Linked DNA regions of Mus musculus: region 2 is linked to region 1. The links are chromatin loops, found by intact Hi-C in ENCODE. Cell type or tissue: gastrocnemius. All regions are shown on one strand.

Region 1 (8,000 bases):
TTCTTTCACTTCCAGGAGAGAACCCTGACTCGGCGGCACAGTGAAACTAGAGCAGAATGAGGAAGCCTTGGACTGAGATGTGAAGAGCTGCATCTGCTGGGTAAAAGGTAACTACCTTCTTCTAGTCCGTGTACAGCCATTTACTCAGGGGAATTCAACTGTCCGCTAGAAATCCACAAGTAATCATTTAAATCAGTGTTTCTCCACCTACGGGTCTCAAGCAACTAGGACAAGAGGGAGGGCCAGCGTCCCCTAGTGGACTGTTTTGCCTGTAATGTATGGATATGTACCACAAGCCTACATGGTGCCCTCAGGGATCAGAAGGAGGAAGACATCAGATATCCTAAAATGGTTGTTGAAGGAAGTCACTGTGAGCTGCCATGTGGGTGCTGGTGAAAGATCCTGACAGAATGTAAAAGGTCACAGAAGCCCTGAAACTGGCAAAATAGATTTCATTGTTAGTAGAACTAGCGTCACTGATTTAGAAAAATAGAGGTGCACAATGCTCTGGCCGCTCCTAGAACCTGTGTGTCTGCCAATGTTCTGACCAGGTGTGTGCCCATTGCTGCACCTCACTGCCAGGTGTTTGTGATATTGGTTGCTATATTGGTTGCTGGGAAAGAGTCGAAAAATCTCCCCAGCAACCACAGTCCGGGCCAATCAGGAGTTGCTGCACCTTCATTAGACTCCTTCCTTGTTTCCCTCCCATACCCATTTCTTGAGGAATCAATCATTTTAGAATAGACATTGTTTAGATCTGGAAATCTCACCTTCTCCTTTCCCCCTTAAGGACCTATAAAAACTGGGACCCCTTTTCCCTCAGGGTGGACAACTCTACCCCTGAGTGGGATACGAGTCGTCCCCAGAGTTCTGGCTTTCCCCGAATAAAGCCTCGTGTGGTTTGCATCAAGCTTGGTCTCTCGTGAGTTCTTGGGGGTCTGCTATTATCCTGAGTCCTGAGCGAGGGGCTCCTCAGGGAGTCTTTCACTGGAAACCAAGCCTGGGTCTCCTGCAAGAGCAACAAGTGCTTTTAACTATAGAGCCATTTCCCTAGGCCCATCGTAGTTTTTAAACAGAGAAAGTTCTACCAAGAAAGGTAGAAACCTGAGTCACAGAGGACCTGAGTCTGAAGGGACTGAGGTAGCAAAACAAACTCCATTTTGGTTTTTTAGACTCCATCTTAGGTTTTTGTCCTCAGAGTGACTTGTCCCCCACCCTTGAGTTCTGGAAAAAAACAAAACAAAACATGAGATCTTGACAGTTGCAAAATAGGCATAACAGCTGTAGTCAAGCGATAATACCAGGGTGGGCTAAGTAAACATGAATCATTCCCAAGTCATGAAGCTTCTTTTAGGTGTGTGCTCCCTCCTTGCGGTTTGATCAGATGCTGTAAACCAATCAGCTTAAAGGCCAACATTCCTTTATCCTCTTACTTAATCATTTAACTCCAAGGCTTGCCAATCCCTACTTGCGTTTTTTTCCTCTATAAACCCCATGCCCTAGACTTTGGGGTCGCTCTCCTATCCTATTGCACCAGGATAGTTTGTGGCCCAGGTTCAAGCCTGAATAAAAACTCTTGTGTGCATAGCCGGGCATGGTGGTGCACACCTTTAATCCCAGCACTTGGGAGTTCGAGGCCAGCCTGTTCTACAAAGTGAGTTCCAGGATAGCCAGGGCTACACAGAGAAACCCTGTCTCAAAAAAACCAAATAAATAAATAAATAAATAAATAAACCTTAAAAGAAAGTTATAGAAATTATTCTTCCTTAGAGGGAAAGGAATATACAGAAGTTGGTGATATCTGCCAAGCAGCTATATATTTCATCCTTTAATTCTGTTACTCTTCAAAAGGAAAAAAGTGTTCTTTCCTGTCTTCAGGACTCTTGTTACTAGGGGTCCTAAAGTTACCCCAGAGTATTGAGACACTAGTGCTCAAATTTTCAGGGCATACTGTGCTAGCCAGCATCTAGGATGGTTCCCAGTGATCTTCGACTCCTGGTAGTCACCTGGTGAATACCTGAACACTGTGCACACAGGTATCCACTCTATAGGGCTTTTCTGTGTGACCAATTGACTAACCCAGAAGTGACAATGTGTCTCCATCATTAAAACGTCTGCCATCTGAGTAAGCAATGTTCAAAGCAGACTCTTCAACCACCATGAAGCCTTCAGATGACTGCAGCCCTGGCTGATGATATTCCTGCAACTTTGAAAACGAACTAGAACTTAGCTCCCAAATTCCTGATCTGTACTAAAGTCTGAGATATGAAATGATTATTATTGTTTCAATTATTCTGGATTTGTAATGAATAACAAATACACGAGTCCCCTCCCCTTTTTGTACAGGTTGGGCATCAACCCAAGACTGCCCATTGGTAGGTAAGGCCCTACCATTCAGCTTCATCACCGCTCAAACAAGTTTCTTCTCATGGGAACAAATTTGACCACGTGAGTTATTTTATTAAGTACATAATAAAACAGTACAGTAGAACACAGCTTTTACCTGATTAAACTAAATTAAAAAATTGAAATTAAAAACATTGCAAAAATAGCCAAAGAAAAAGCTATCTTAAGGGGCTGAAGAGATGGCCCAATGGTTAAGAGATCTGGCTGCTCTTCCTGAGCACCCAATTTCAGTTCCCAGTACCTACAGGGTGGCTCACAAACACGGGGAAACTCCAGCTCCAGGGGATGGGATAGACGCCCCCCCCCCCAGCCTGCACATGCGTACACACACAAATGAAAAAAAAAATCAAATAAAATCTTTTTAAAAAAGTCAATCTTAACAGTGTCAGGTTGAGGATATAGCTCAGTTGGTAGAGGGCTTGCCTAGTAAGGATTAAGCCCTGGGTTCCATCCCAAAGCACCACTTGTGGAGATGAAGACAGAAAGATCAAGAGTTCAAGGCCATCCTCTGCAGAATAGTTTCCTGTTAACTACGTGAGACACTGGGGGCGTCTGTGTGTGTGTGTGTTACTACAATTGCTTTTTTAATACAAAACCGCTACTCAGTGGCAATATGGTGCTGAGCCTGAGAGGTGGCTCCAGTGAAGTCCGCTCGTTTCCTAACGCTGGTTGGAGATGGATCTTTTGCAAACCCAGCCCTCACACATTTGGTCACCTCAACTTGGTGGGAACTTTTCAAAGTCATCTGGCAGCTGAAGCTCTCATTTCTGTGCTTCCCGACAGTTACCCTAGTGAGGAGCGCGTGCGCACCCAGGCAGCCTCCAGATCCGGGCTTCTCCTCTGTCCTCGCTTTCCATAGCAAGCCCCGGTGTTTCTCGTCCTCCTCACCCGCCGTTGCTTACTAGAGGGAAGCAGGAAACTCCCTGCTACTCGGCGCTCAGGCTCCCCGCTGCGCTTCTTATGGGATAGGTCAGGGGAGCACACTATTATTTCGTTGAGCGCTGAGGTGCCATACAAACCTGCCCCGACTGGGCAACTGCTCCTCGAGGTCATGCGCCCTGCAGCAATGTCCACAGCGGAGGGGGTCGTACAGCAACTTGAGCAGTTAACGTGCAGGTTCCCCGTGTGCGGTACCCGCCTTTACTACAGGGGAACCCTAGCAAGAAGGTGGATGCGCATGCTCAGTGTGCCGCTAAGGCACCGCGGCCGGATGAGAGACGCGCATGCTTCGTGTGTGCACTTCGCCTCCAGCGTTGCGTAGCAGCACGCATAGCTCTCTGGGAAACGTAGTTTCTCGGGCTTACAATCTCAGGCACGCCTCCCTCCTGGGCTCAGCGAGGGACTACCGCTCCCGCCCTTCCGGCAGACAGGAGCGTGCAGGGACGCGGACTGAAGGGCTGGGCGAGAGCGAGGAGGGCTGAACGGGTGGGAAGGCCACGCACGCGGGGGCGTGGCCTTGGCCGGGAAGCGGCCGCCGCTCGTGGTGCGGATCTAAGGAGAGAGCGGCGGAGACAACGCCAGGCGTGGGCGCGAACACTCCTGGTGGCACTCGGTGTTCTTAGGTCCCCTCGCTATTGGCCGGGACGCGGGAGAGCGCGGCGGGGGCGCGAGGTGGGAGCGGCCAATGCGAAACTGGCTGGTGCTGCTGTGCCCTTGCGTGCTCGGGGCCGCGCTGCACCTCTGGCACCTCTGGCTCCGTTCCCCGCCGGACCCCCACAACACCGGGCCCAGCGCGGCAGGTGAGGTGAGGGGCTGAGTCGCTGCGCTCGTGGGAGGCCGCGGGGGATGGCTGAAGGGGCACAGGGAGGGCTCGGACGTCCCAGAACGGACGGAACAAGCGAGTCTTTCTTTAGTGTCGGGCGAACCCAACTGTTCGTTTCTTATCAGCGTGTGCTCAGCGGCCCGCGTCGTGGTCGAGGGAGGGCCCTGGTCACAACTTGGGGCGCTTCTCTCCGAGGTGGGGTGGGGGAGCGAGCTTGCCGGTGCTGACGGTGTTGGCTTTGCGTGTCAGGACTCACTTTGCAGCGAGGAGGGACGGACTGTACTTTGTGGTCTCTGATCATGAGGTGAGTCAGGAAAAGACCTAGACGTGAACTAGGGTTCAGCTGTGAGTGGAGTCGCCCCTGTATTCTGCTTGGATAGCTTGCTAATTAAGGAGCCTAAGAATACCGGATTCTTCTTTAACTTCGCGTACATTTGTTCCCAAACTTCATCCATCGTGGGAATGAAATCTTTGTTCTCATTCGCCTTACAATCTGAAGGTGCGTTTGCCCACAGTGCGTATCCAGTGTTGTCCTGCCACCCTCAACACTACTTTCTTGTCTCCTGTGTGTCATTTTCAAGTTTTTCCCGGAATGCTTATATATGTCGAGAACTCTATAGCCATTTTAAAGATAGGGTAATGCTTTAATTTTTAACTACGTTAGGATTTATCTTACCATTTCATATCCAAACAGCTGTTTTCTTTTCAGAAAGTTTTAAAACAGTTCTTCACAGCCATCACAGAACCAAGTCTTATACCTTATTTAGCAATCCTCAAAACTCCGACTGTTACCAGATTACACTGGGGTTATTTTAGTAGTGATCTCTTTTCCTATTAGACAACCACCATTTTTTTGGAAAGGCTATTTGTGTGACTGAAAAGAATGACTTCCAAGTGGTATAATGAAAGTACATTATATGCGTATTTAGCTTGTGAGACTTTTACAAACTAGTTAAAAAAGGGCCGTACATACAAAATGCTTGGCCACCTAACATCTGTTGGGGTTGTGCTCTCTCTCACTCAAAGATGAGTGAGTTGCTGGAATCTACACGCAGAGCCCACTGTAGAATATATGTGACCTTAACATTAACAGTCTTTTAGCGTTCAACACAATAAACCTTGCCTTTGAGCTTGTGTTTAAGTAAGACTGCAAACAACTTTTGGATTTGGAACAGATTTTTTTCCTGATGTCTTAGTGCTTATCCATTTAGGATAGACTGGATTAAGCAAGCAAACTGTAGGAAGACTTAGGGTTATATGGGGTCATACTAGTTGTAAAAATTACTTTTGTGTTGATATCAAAGCTTTGTCAGATAATCAGTAGGATGTTTTAATTAGACAGATTCCTATCCCACTCTCCTCCCCTGGTACTTCAAAAACAAAAGCAGAAGTATTTTGATTGCAAAAAGTTCCCACAGGTCTTTTTCCTATTTTGCTGTTGAAATATTTAAAACATTTGGGCATTTTTACTTTCTGACCACATACATTAAGCCTAAAATCTGAGATTTTACTAAATATCTTTCTCTTGAAATAACACTTTAAGATTTATTTTGGCTTCTTTTCTGCTACTCTGTCTGGATTCCCATTTAAGCCACAATAGTACTTGTTTACATTTGTGTGTCTGTGTTTATGTGCATGCGTGTGCACTTGAGTGCACAATTGGTACAGCATGGAGCTTTTGCAAACGTTGCAGGACAACTTGTGAGTCAGTTCTCTCCTTCCACCACATGGGTTCTGATTTTGTGATGTTCAGAGTTTGATTATCAGACTTAGCAAGCCCTTTGACCTGATAAATCATTTCATTAGTACAATAACTTTTTGAAAAGGAAATTTATCTTGCCTGAATATTAGAAAAGCCCTCTGGCTAATGGTTGGTTCAGCGAACAGTAGAGGGCTGCTGGGCCATCTTCTCAAGCAGGTCAGAATTAGCAAATAATTAATGTAAGGTGCCGGCCTGCCAGGGCTTAACCATTTGAAAGGGAAGACGCATAAGACTATGAATATATCATGGAGATGGTGAGTATGATGAGGAAAAACGAGGTAGAGCTCTAAGAGTTGATCAAGGAAGGCCCATGTGGAAAGGTGACAGCTGAACAAAAGGACCTGAGGGAAGTAAGTCATGTCAGTACTAAGATTAGCAACTTTTCTAAAGTAGTGACTTTAAACAGCTGAAACCAGCCATGGAGCACAGCTAGTTAGGAGGAAGGTCTCTTGTGAAATACAGCACACCATAGGTACAGACAGGAAAGGAAATCATAGCCAGGGGATATAAACTGTGACGATTTTTGCCGACTGGTTTTGGACAGTGCCTTAGCAGAAATTATGCAGTGATCAATATAGAAATCAATATAGATCAATATAGATCTTATGTAATTGGGAAAAGGCTACTCTTTGTAAGGTATCTAGAAAAAAGGAAGCCAGAATTGTAAAGAAAAGTGGCTTATCACCAAGTACATATTTGTATAGCTAGGTGTAGGGCTGGATATCTGGGTCCAGCTGCTTGTTGACAGACTGGGCAAGCAGTTCAAAGACAAATTGAGCTTAATGTCCAGCTTTTGCCTAGGGTTGGCTCTTCCAAAAGTATCCCGCTATGCTATATCTCAGTACTTCAGTTCCCATGAATATAAGCTATAAGAATTTAGTCAGCAAAACACTCAGGTCAGTGCCTGAGTCACTCCTGGAGTTTTGGTGAGTGTTTGGGTTTTACTGCTGTGAACAGACATCACAACCAAGGCAACTCTTACAATAACATTTAACTGGGACTGGCTTACAGGTTCAGAGGTTTGGTCCATTATCAAGGTGAGAACATGGCAGCATCCAGGCAGGCATGGTGCAGGAGGAGCTATTCCAACACCTATTCCAACAAGGCTACACCTCCTAATAGTGCCACTCCCTAGGCCAAACATATATAAACCATCACATTCCACTCCCTGGCCCCCGTAGGCTTGTTCAAACACACAAGTCTATGGGGGCCATACATACCCATGGCATAAAAAAAATACATTTAGTCCTACTTGCAAAGTCCACATAGTCTAGAGCACTCTCAACAGTATTAAAAGTCCGAAGTTCAAGGTCTCTTTTTAAATCCATCCAATGACTTAACTTTAAACCTCAAAGCAAGACAGGAAATCAGCTGGGCAAACTCCAAACTGCATCTCCATGTGATGTCAAAGCAGTCTTCAGATTTCCAACTCCTTTTTCATCTTTTTTGACTGCAACAAACTTCTTCCTCCTGGGCTGGTTCCACTCCCTGTTAGCAGTTTTCCTCAGCAGATACCATGGATCTAGCATCTCAAAAACCTTGGGGTCTCCAAGGCAACTTCAGTGTTACAGAGTCATTTTTCAATGTCTGGGATCCACACATGATCTTCTGGACTCCTCCAAAGGGCTGGCATCACTTCTCTAGCTCTCTCCTCTGTGGCACTCTAAGCTCAGGTTGATCCACTTCACTGCTGCTGCCTTTCTTGGTGACCAACCCATGGTACTGACATCTCCAATATACTGGGGTCTTCTGCTACATCTAGGCTTCTCTGATAGCCTCTCATGGGCTCTCTTCATGGTGCCAAGTTTCAAATGCCCCGCATGATGGAACTGAGGCTGCACCTTCCCCAATGGCCTTTTATGGTTTCCTACAATGCCAAGCCTCAACTGCTCTTCATGACCCCTACTTACCTTCAAAACCAGTACCACCTGGGTGACTCGTAAGACCAAGGACATTACCAGGGACAGCTGCAGCACTCGAGGTACAACCTTGACTATCTCTGGAACATAGCTTCTTTGTGCTCTCAGAAAACACTTCCCAGAAGATTTCACCTCAGTGATACTGGTCTCT
Region 2 (8,000 bases), 660 kb after region 1:
GTCTCACAAGAGACAGCTACATCTGGGTCCTTTCGATAAAATCTTGCTAGTGTATGCAATGGTGTCAGCGTTTGGATGCTGATTATGGGGTGGATCCCTGGATAAGGCAGTCTCTACATGGTCCATCCTTTCATCTCAGCTCCAAACTTTCTCTCTGTAACTCCTTCCAAGGGTGTTTTGTTCCCACTTCTAAGGAGGGGCATAGTGTCCACACTTCAGTCTTCATTTTTCTTGAGTTTCATGTGTTTAGCAAATTGTATCTTATATCTTGGGTATCCTAGGTTTTGGGCTAATATCCACTTATCAGTGAGTACATATTGTGTGAGTTCCTTTGTGAATGTGTTACCTCACTCAGGATGATGCCCTCCAGTTGACCATTTTCTTAAGGACTGACAGCTGAAGGCAGCCAGGATCTACTTGTTGAATATAACAGTAACTAGTAGTGGTTTTTCCATTACCACCTATGTATAATGAGTTATAGATGAACCTGGACAATTGAACTTTTTCAAGGTTGTCCACAAATAGGTAAATCAGGACTCAAACCTTGTTGGTTTTGAAAACAATTAATAGACTTTTTGTTACAATATATTATCTTTTGAGAATTGCCCTTTACAGTTTCACATAAGAAGTGAGTTAATGTTATTATTTTGAAATCTTTAAATGAATTCCATTAAATTCCTTAGCAAATGATTTCATTATATAATTGACAGAGACTAAATTTTGCATGGTAGTCGCTTATATTTGTAAACAAAACAAATACGGTCGGTCCTAAGTGGTTTCATTATAGCTGAGACAAATGGACATAGATCGTGAGGGACTGAGTTTTTAAGTTATTAGTTATTTAATTTCTTTTTGTGTCAGAATTATTGGTGACCCAGGCTGGCTTCAAATGGCCAGTAACTAAGGATGCCTTTCAGCTTATCCTTCTGCCCCCACTTGCTCTGTGACGGGATTTTAGTAATGCACGCCCATACCTTATTTATGCTGTGTCATGCATTCTAGACAAGCACTCTGCCATAGGAGCTACATCCTCAGTCCTTGAGTCTTTTATATAACAAACATCTCAATGTTTTCACAAACAGATTTCTTTATTATAACAGTCCTTTAAAAAAAATGATAAGGTTTAGCTAGCAGCTTACATTTGGTGAAGAATGGTAAATGAAAGAAAGAAATTGGCGTGGACTGGTTTGCGTTCTACCAAACGTGTTCGTGGGGATTTTGTTGAAAGAGGCAGTGGGCTACTGGGACTCATGAGCACAGCAGCTGCCTGAGTTCTCGGTACACTTGCCTGCAGTGGGGAACAGAGGGAGTGGGAATGCTTTGCTAACCAGAGATGGGGAAAACAACAGCAACAGAACACAGGAAGAGAATTTGTGCCCATTCGAGACTTGGACTAACTCCGTAGTCTGGTAAGCTTAGCTTCCAAACACCTTCAGGGTAGATTTCAAAGGCCAGAAGGTTTGATTAGTGAGGCTTGGCCTCTGTTTTCCTTCTGTCAGGTGTCCTGTACTATTTTGAATGTGTGAACAGAGGGAATGTCTCTGTTTCTTTTCCAGCCCATCTGGTAAGCTTGTCCAGATTGAATATGCCTTGGCTGCGGTAGCTGGAGGGGCCCCGTCAGTGGGGATTAAAGGTAACTCAGTGTTTCCTTCTCTTCAGATGCTTGTTAATAGTTAGCTGAAGTAGGTGTATGTGCATAAGCCTTAACAGTCTTTGTTAGAGAACTTTGAAGTTAAAAGAAATAACATTCTGAAATAGATGTTAAGTCATAATTCTTAGTGATCTTTGTGTTAGATTAAGGAATTTTGAAGTTTTAAGAAAGTAGCATTCAGCACAGTAATTTAAAATTTACAGCAAATATAGCATTTTAATCTATTGTGATAATTCATAAGTTGACTTTCATTCAGGAAACTATTGTTTTCATTGGTTCTATTTTTCTATGGAGTTTTATCTTCTTTATCAAGGGCTAATTATAAAACATCTGAAGATAAAATTATTGTATGTTCTAGTATCCTTATAGAGAAATTTCTTATTATTTGTATTAGAAGGCTTAACTAGATTAAAGCCAATAAACCTGAAAATATTGAGAGAGACTGGGTAATGCCTGCAGCTATGGGGATTTTACTTTTTTATTTTTTATTTTATTTTTTGGTGTTGTGTAAGGATCCAGAAAAAGGTTTTACAGTCTAGAGAAGGCAACAAGTTTGAGTTTAATGCATCTGTAAGTAGAAGGCTAATGAAGGATACATTGTAGTATTAATCTTTTTTTCTTCTTTTTAAGCTGCAAATGGCGTAGTATTAGCAACCGAGAAAAAGCAGAAATCCATCCTGTATGATGAAAGGAGTGTTCACAAGGTGGAGCCCATTACCAAGCACATCGGTTTGGTGTACAGTGGCATGGGCCCCGATTACAGGTATGTGTACTGTTTGTGATGTTTTCTCATCACGTCGTCCTAATTCTTCTTTGGTTTCAGAGTCATGGCAGCCTGACGACAGCTAAGTTTTGTTTGCCTGCAAGGGTTACTTTATGGAGGTTGGTCTTGTGATGCATGGTTGTAAAACAGGTGACTAGTGACATGCCTTTCTTACCTGGCTTTCTCATCACTCTCTCATTCCCTCCATCCAAGGACTCGGTAGGAAGGGCTTTGGTGTTTTAAAGCACCTTAAAAATGATTGAATGCATTCATGCTATAATGTATTGTTACAGTGGTTTAGGCAACAAGAAAAAGCAGGGCCATGTAGAGTTAACATCATTCTGTTTATATCTGCTTTTCTCAAAGGGATAACTGTCTCTAAGGTCACTGAAGGCTTCTGGATGGCCAGGCAGGACTCAGGCATATAGAATTGCTTCCTCTGAATTCCACTGGAAAAGAGAGTAACACTTGTTACATTGAGGTCCCAGTAAGTTGAAAGAAATTAGCAGCTTTTTACCATGTACAATTAAAATGAAAATTAATTTTAGAGGACAAGGTAGAGCCCCGGAGTTATTGAAAGAAAGATGAAATTTCAAGACCTATAAGTCGTACAAAGTACTCAGAAATTGCTATTTGTTTGTGAGCCTAGAGGCTGCCTGGGGCTGAGAAAAAAGAAAAACAAACCTGGGCATGCCCCGTAGTTAAAACCTTCCTGGGAACAGCTTAACCTTAAAGATAAAGAGGAATGTGAAGACATAACAGGGCTATCTGAACTGAGTCAACAACTCACAGAACTCTGACACCCTGCACGTACATGTAATTTTTCTGCTGATGTTTGAATAAGCCAATAGTGTGTCTAGTGTGTTGCTATGCTGAATTCCACACCACCTAAGCCCCTTACCCCATAAAAACCCCTAGCTTCCGAGCCTCGTGGCCGACATCTGTTATCTCCTGTGTGGGATGCATGTCAGTCCGGAGCTCCGTAATTAAACGACCTCATGTAATTACATCAAGGTGGTCCTTTGTGATTTTTTTGGGTGCACGCCGAATCGGGAATGGAGTGGGGGTTTCCCCACTAGATTCTAACATTATCAAAACATGATTTGCTTTCCTGCCCTGGAAAGTTCTGTACCACTGTGTAGAATGGACACTGCAGAGGACTATTGATGAGAAAATAAACTTACGGGAAGGCTTGAGTGTCAGTGATAAAGTGCATGCTTCAGATAGAGTAGCGCATGAGCAGGTGGGCTAAATCCTTTTCCTATATTTGATTGCTATATAGTTAGATTAGTCAGGTGATTTGTGTGTGTGTGTCTTTGTCGTATTAGACTAGTTTACAGGTAGCCTGGGCAGTCCAACATTGGCTGTCTGCTGGCAGAAAGGCTGAGAATACAGAAGTCGTTCAGTACAGAAGGCTACATGTCTCAGCAGACCCAGTCTAATCCTGGAGTCCTGAGGGATTCCTGCAGGAGGCTGCTGTTGTCTTCAGCCTGTATTGGAGTCCTGATAAAGGTTTGTTAATATAGACGGCAGCAACAGCATAGACACTGTCCAGCTAGAGTAAGGCAAGGAGCCTAAAGGAGTTTCCTTCCTTCTATGACCTTTTTATCTGGGTTGCCATCAGAAAGTATAGCCCAGATTTAGTGTGGATCTTCCTGCTTCAAATAATCTGATTTTTAAAAGTTCCTTACAGATGCTTGTATCTCTGTTAATTCCAGTTATAGTTATGTTGACAACCAGGATTAACCATCACAATTGAAGGATTTCATGCCTTGTTTAAACAGTAGTTTCTTAATTTTTTTTTAAAAAGCTTTGAAATCTATTCTGAATTGTAGACAAAAAAAAGGTAGATTACAGGAAAGACAGAGAATGTGACAAAAATGCCCAGACTTATATGTGTATATTCATATGCATCTCTGTTTGGGATGGCTGTAGTGTGGTATAAATAGACTGCCTGCCCTCAAGACAGGGGGCAGTCTGGAAGATGTCACAGAGGGAGACACAAAGCTCTCACTTTGTTCAATAAATCGGTTACCTTAATACAGTGTTTCACCTGCATGCCTATCTGCATCATATGCATGCAGTGCCCCCAGTGGCCAGAAGAGGTATTGCATTCACTGAAAATAGAGTCAAGATAGTTGTGAACCACCGTGTGGGTGCTAGGTGTTGAATCTGGGTCCTCTGTGCACTTAATGGTTAACCTGTCTCTCCAGGTCCCTTAAATCTCTTACTAACTCTAGTCCCTGCTTCTCTTTCTGTCGTTTCCTACTGTGATTCTCTAATGAATCTTTTCTAAAGTGAGGCTAACTCTGAGCTGATGACTGCTAAAGAGAGACAAGTGCTATGTTTGTATCATATGTTCTTTTAGAGGAAAGTTGTGGGGGAGTTAGTAGTGTGTCAAAATTTTAATTGTTTTTTTTCTGTTGCCTTAGAGTACTTGTACACAGAGCTCGGAAACTTGCTCAGCAATACTACCTTGTTTACCAAGAACCCATTCCCACAGCCCAGCTGGTACAGAGAGTAGCCTCTGTGATGCAGGAGTACACGCAGTCAGGGTGAGTCACTGTTAGTACTTGAAGAAATGCATTATGAATTTGAGGAAGAAAAAATTGTGTGAAAGAAATCAGGTACATAGAAGTCGTCTTATTCTTTCTGTATTTAAAGCTGAACAAATGAAGAAAATCACTGATAACAATTGTTTCTGGATTTGACTTGAAATAATTTCTTAAGGTAAAATGTGGCAATATGGTGATATACCTGTAAACCTAGTATTCGGAACACTGAGGAAGGTAGATGGCAAATTCAGGGCAAATTTAGGTTGCATAGTTAGATACTGTCTCAAAATGGAGGAAAAAGGGGAAACTGTTCTTACCCAACAACAGACATCAGCATCTTGATTTTAACAAAGTCCTTTGCCTGTGTTCTTTGTCAGCTTTAGTGCTGACACTAAATTAAATTAGCTTTTTAATCTGAAGTGATGGTGAAGCATGAAGACAGCAATAACATTTTAATTCCAATATTCTTTTGTTGTTTAAGATTTATTTATGTATGTATTTTATGTATATGGGTATTTTGTCTTCATGTGTGTCTATATACCAGAAGAGGGCATTAATTCCATGATGATCATATGAGGACTGCAGTTAGAGATGGTTGTGAGCTATCATGTGGGTGCTGGGAATTGAACTCAGTACCTCAGGAGAGCAGCCGGGACTTTTAACCTCTAAGCATTTCTCCAGCCACCCAATATTCTTAAATCATACCGTGACTGAAATAGTGTAAAGGTGACTGCTGATACATAAGCCTAGTAGGAAGGAGGCATTTATGAAATGTTAGTACCGGCTTCCCCATGCTTAGATAGGAATACCATATATAATCCCAAAGTGTGTGCTTAGCCACTTTGTGTTGAGCTAACAAAATACCTGAGCCAGGTTTATTTAGTTCAGAAGACTGCAGGTCCAAGGACATGGTTCATAGTTATTACATGGCCAGAGGCCCACAGTAAGAGGCCCACTCCATAGAAACTAATTCACTTCTACAAGATCAAACCTACTCTGAGAAAAAACATTAACCCTTATCTAGGATGGAATCGGTGACCTAGTGTCTTCCACCATGCATCATTTCTTGAAGGTGTAATTTTGTAATTATGTAGCACTGAGAAATAATTTCTGGTGAACTTTTAGGAACTAAACCACTTGATTTGGATTTACTACTGTTATTAACAGTAATAAGGACAATTCATTTCATATTGGTTCATTTAGAAGTTAAGTCTAACTCAGTTTATTTGGTAATTACTTTTCTTGTGAATATATTTAAATTCTTATATTATTCCAAATCATTTTTGTTTTTTTCCTATAGTGGTGTTCGTCCATTTGGTGTTTCTTTACTCATTTGTGGGTGGAATGAGGGACGACCATATTTATTTCAGTCAGATCCATCTGTAAGTATCATTACATATATTTGAAATATTTATTAGAATTGTTTTTTATACATGTAATAAAAGTAGAAACCATAAAACTTTAATATTTAGCAGTATTTTCCTTCTTTTTCTCTTGTTTTTAAAGGTTTGGTTTTACCTTGAATTAATGTGTATTCTTGTGTGTCTGCGGGTGTATGCATGCGACTGACTGCAGGTACTTGAGGAGTCAGATCCCACTAAGGCTGGAGTTAAGGTCCGGGGCCGGCACTCAAGTCCGCTCTGAGAGCAGGATGGGCTCCTCTCTCTCCCTCAGCCATTTCTCAAGCTGCTTTTTTTTTCTTTCTTTTTCTTTTTCTTTCTTTTTTCTTTTTAAAGACAGTATAAGGTAGTACATATTTGTTTGCTCATTCATCATTTTTATAGTGCTGTCTTTGATAAGCTATATGATACACTAGATTTCACCATTTTTTGGTCATGTTCTTTAGCATGTACTAGAATGCACATGTACTAGTTTTTGTAGTTATCAAATTTCATTAGGCCTCTTGAACTCTGTTACTTTGTGACTCTGTTCCCTTGGCAAACACTTGAGTCGGATGTATAACAGGAGGCCAGTGTTATAATGTTTGTCATCAATTTGATGACAGCTGGGATTTACAAGGCGTCTTGATCGCTCTGTCTTTTCTTTTTTAAAAAAATACTATTTATGTCTTTATTTTATTTATATGAGTACACTGTAGCTGTCTCAGACACACCAAAAGAGTGCATGGGATCCCATTACAGATGGTTGTGAGCCACCATGTGGATGCTGGGAATTGAACTCAGGACCTCTGGAAGAGCAGTCAAGTGCTCTTAACCACAGAGCCATCTCTCCAGCCCTGAGCTGTTTTTTCCAAAGCAGAAAGTGATATCTGGATCTGGGTTTATTCTACCCAGGTTTATTGTTGCATTTGCTGTGAGGAGAAGCCCAAGAAAAAGTTCAAGGTTAAGCAGTGAAGTTTTGTTTATTAGATAAGTACAAGTCCTCCTGATGCAAGCCTTATAAATATCTTACAAATTAAAATGGCAAAACAAAAGTAACCGAATTTTGAGTCCATCTGTGAGCTTCTGAAGCTAAATGTCTGGTCTGTGGTCTGGCCTTCCTGGCCAGCTGAGGGCAGTCCCTTGGGACTGTGTTCACACTTTGCTGTCCTTTTCTGTACTGTATACTATACTCTAACAAGATATACCCCCGATAAGCTTTCCTCTCATTTTTACATTCATGTTTGCTTTTCCCAGATGTGGCTGTTACACATAGGGCTTCTCAAACATTCTACTTGCCCCCCTTTTCACCTGGGAAAGTAATTGTAACCATGGTAAATATAAAATACGCAAGTAAATACACAAGTAAAATATAAAAAATAAAATAAATACACAATGCACTGGCAGTGAGTCACAGACCTCGCTGAGAACAGTTCTTTGATATATATATATATATGTATATATGTGTATATATATGTATGTGTGTGTGTATGTATATATATATATATGTATATATATATATATATACACATATATATTTAGCTTTTTATTTAAAGCAGAAGCAAGTTTGCATAGTAATGAGATGGATGAGCTTGTTTATTTTTACAGAAAGAATTAAGTCTTTAGAGAATATTCGAATCTGCAGGGACTTG

What was found. A loop is a pair of places that touch in the nucleus more often than their neighbours do. Peaks named below come from ENCODE experiments on the same cell type or tissue, not always from the same donor. Only the 100,000 strongest peaks of a DNase experiment are listed, where the experiment ranks them.
Region 2: a loop joins it to region 1, with 4 times the contacts of the local background. A loop is called at or near these places in 9 of 42 quality-filtered maps.

The regions. Positions count from the first base shown.
Region 1 is chr13:13,950,775-13,958,774 of GRCm38, forward strand. It overlaps B3galnt2 (UDP-GalNAc:betaGlcNAc beta 1,3-galactosaminyltransferase, polypeptide 2), which reads left to right and starts at 3,900. Exons shown (of 12, transcript NM_178640.3): 1 at 3,900-4,145. The coding sequence starts at 4,031. In gastrocnemius, CTCF peaks have their summits at 4,345 and 5,904; DNase peaks (open chromatin) are centred at 2,713, 3,706 and 4,339; H3K4me3 peaks cover 4,913 bases; H3K27ac peaks cover 5,166 bases.
Region 2 is chr13:14,614,456-14,622,455 of GRCm38, forward strand. Psma2 (proteasome subunit alpha 2) reads left to right here. Exons shown (of 8, transcript NM_008944.2): 2 at 1,557-1,633; 3 at 2,282-2,414; 4 at 4,847-4,969; 5 at 6,270-6,351. Among named protein-coding and RNA genes, the nearest start is that of Psma2, 5.2 kb to the left of the region's middle. In gastrocnemius, a CTCF peak has its summit at 4,515; a DNase peak (open chromatin) is centred at 4,512; H3K4me3 peaks cover 508 bases; H3K27ac peaks cover 282 bases.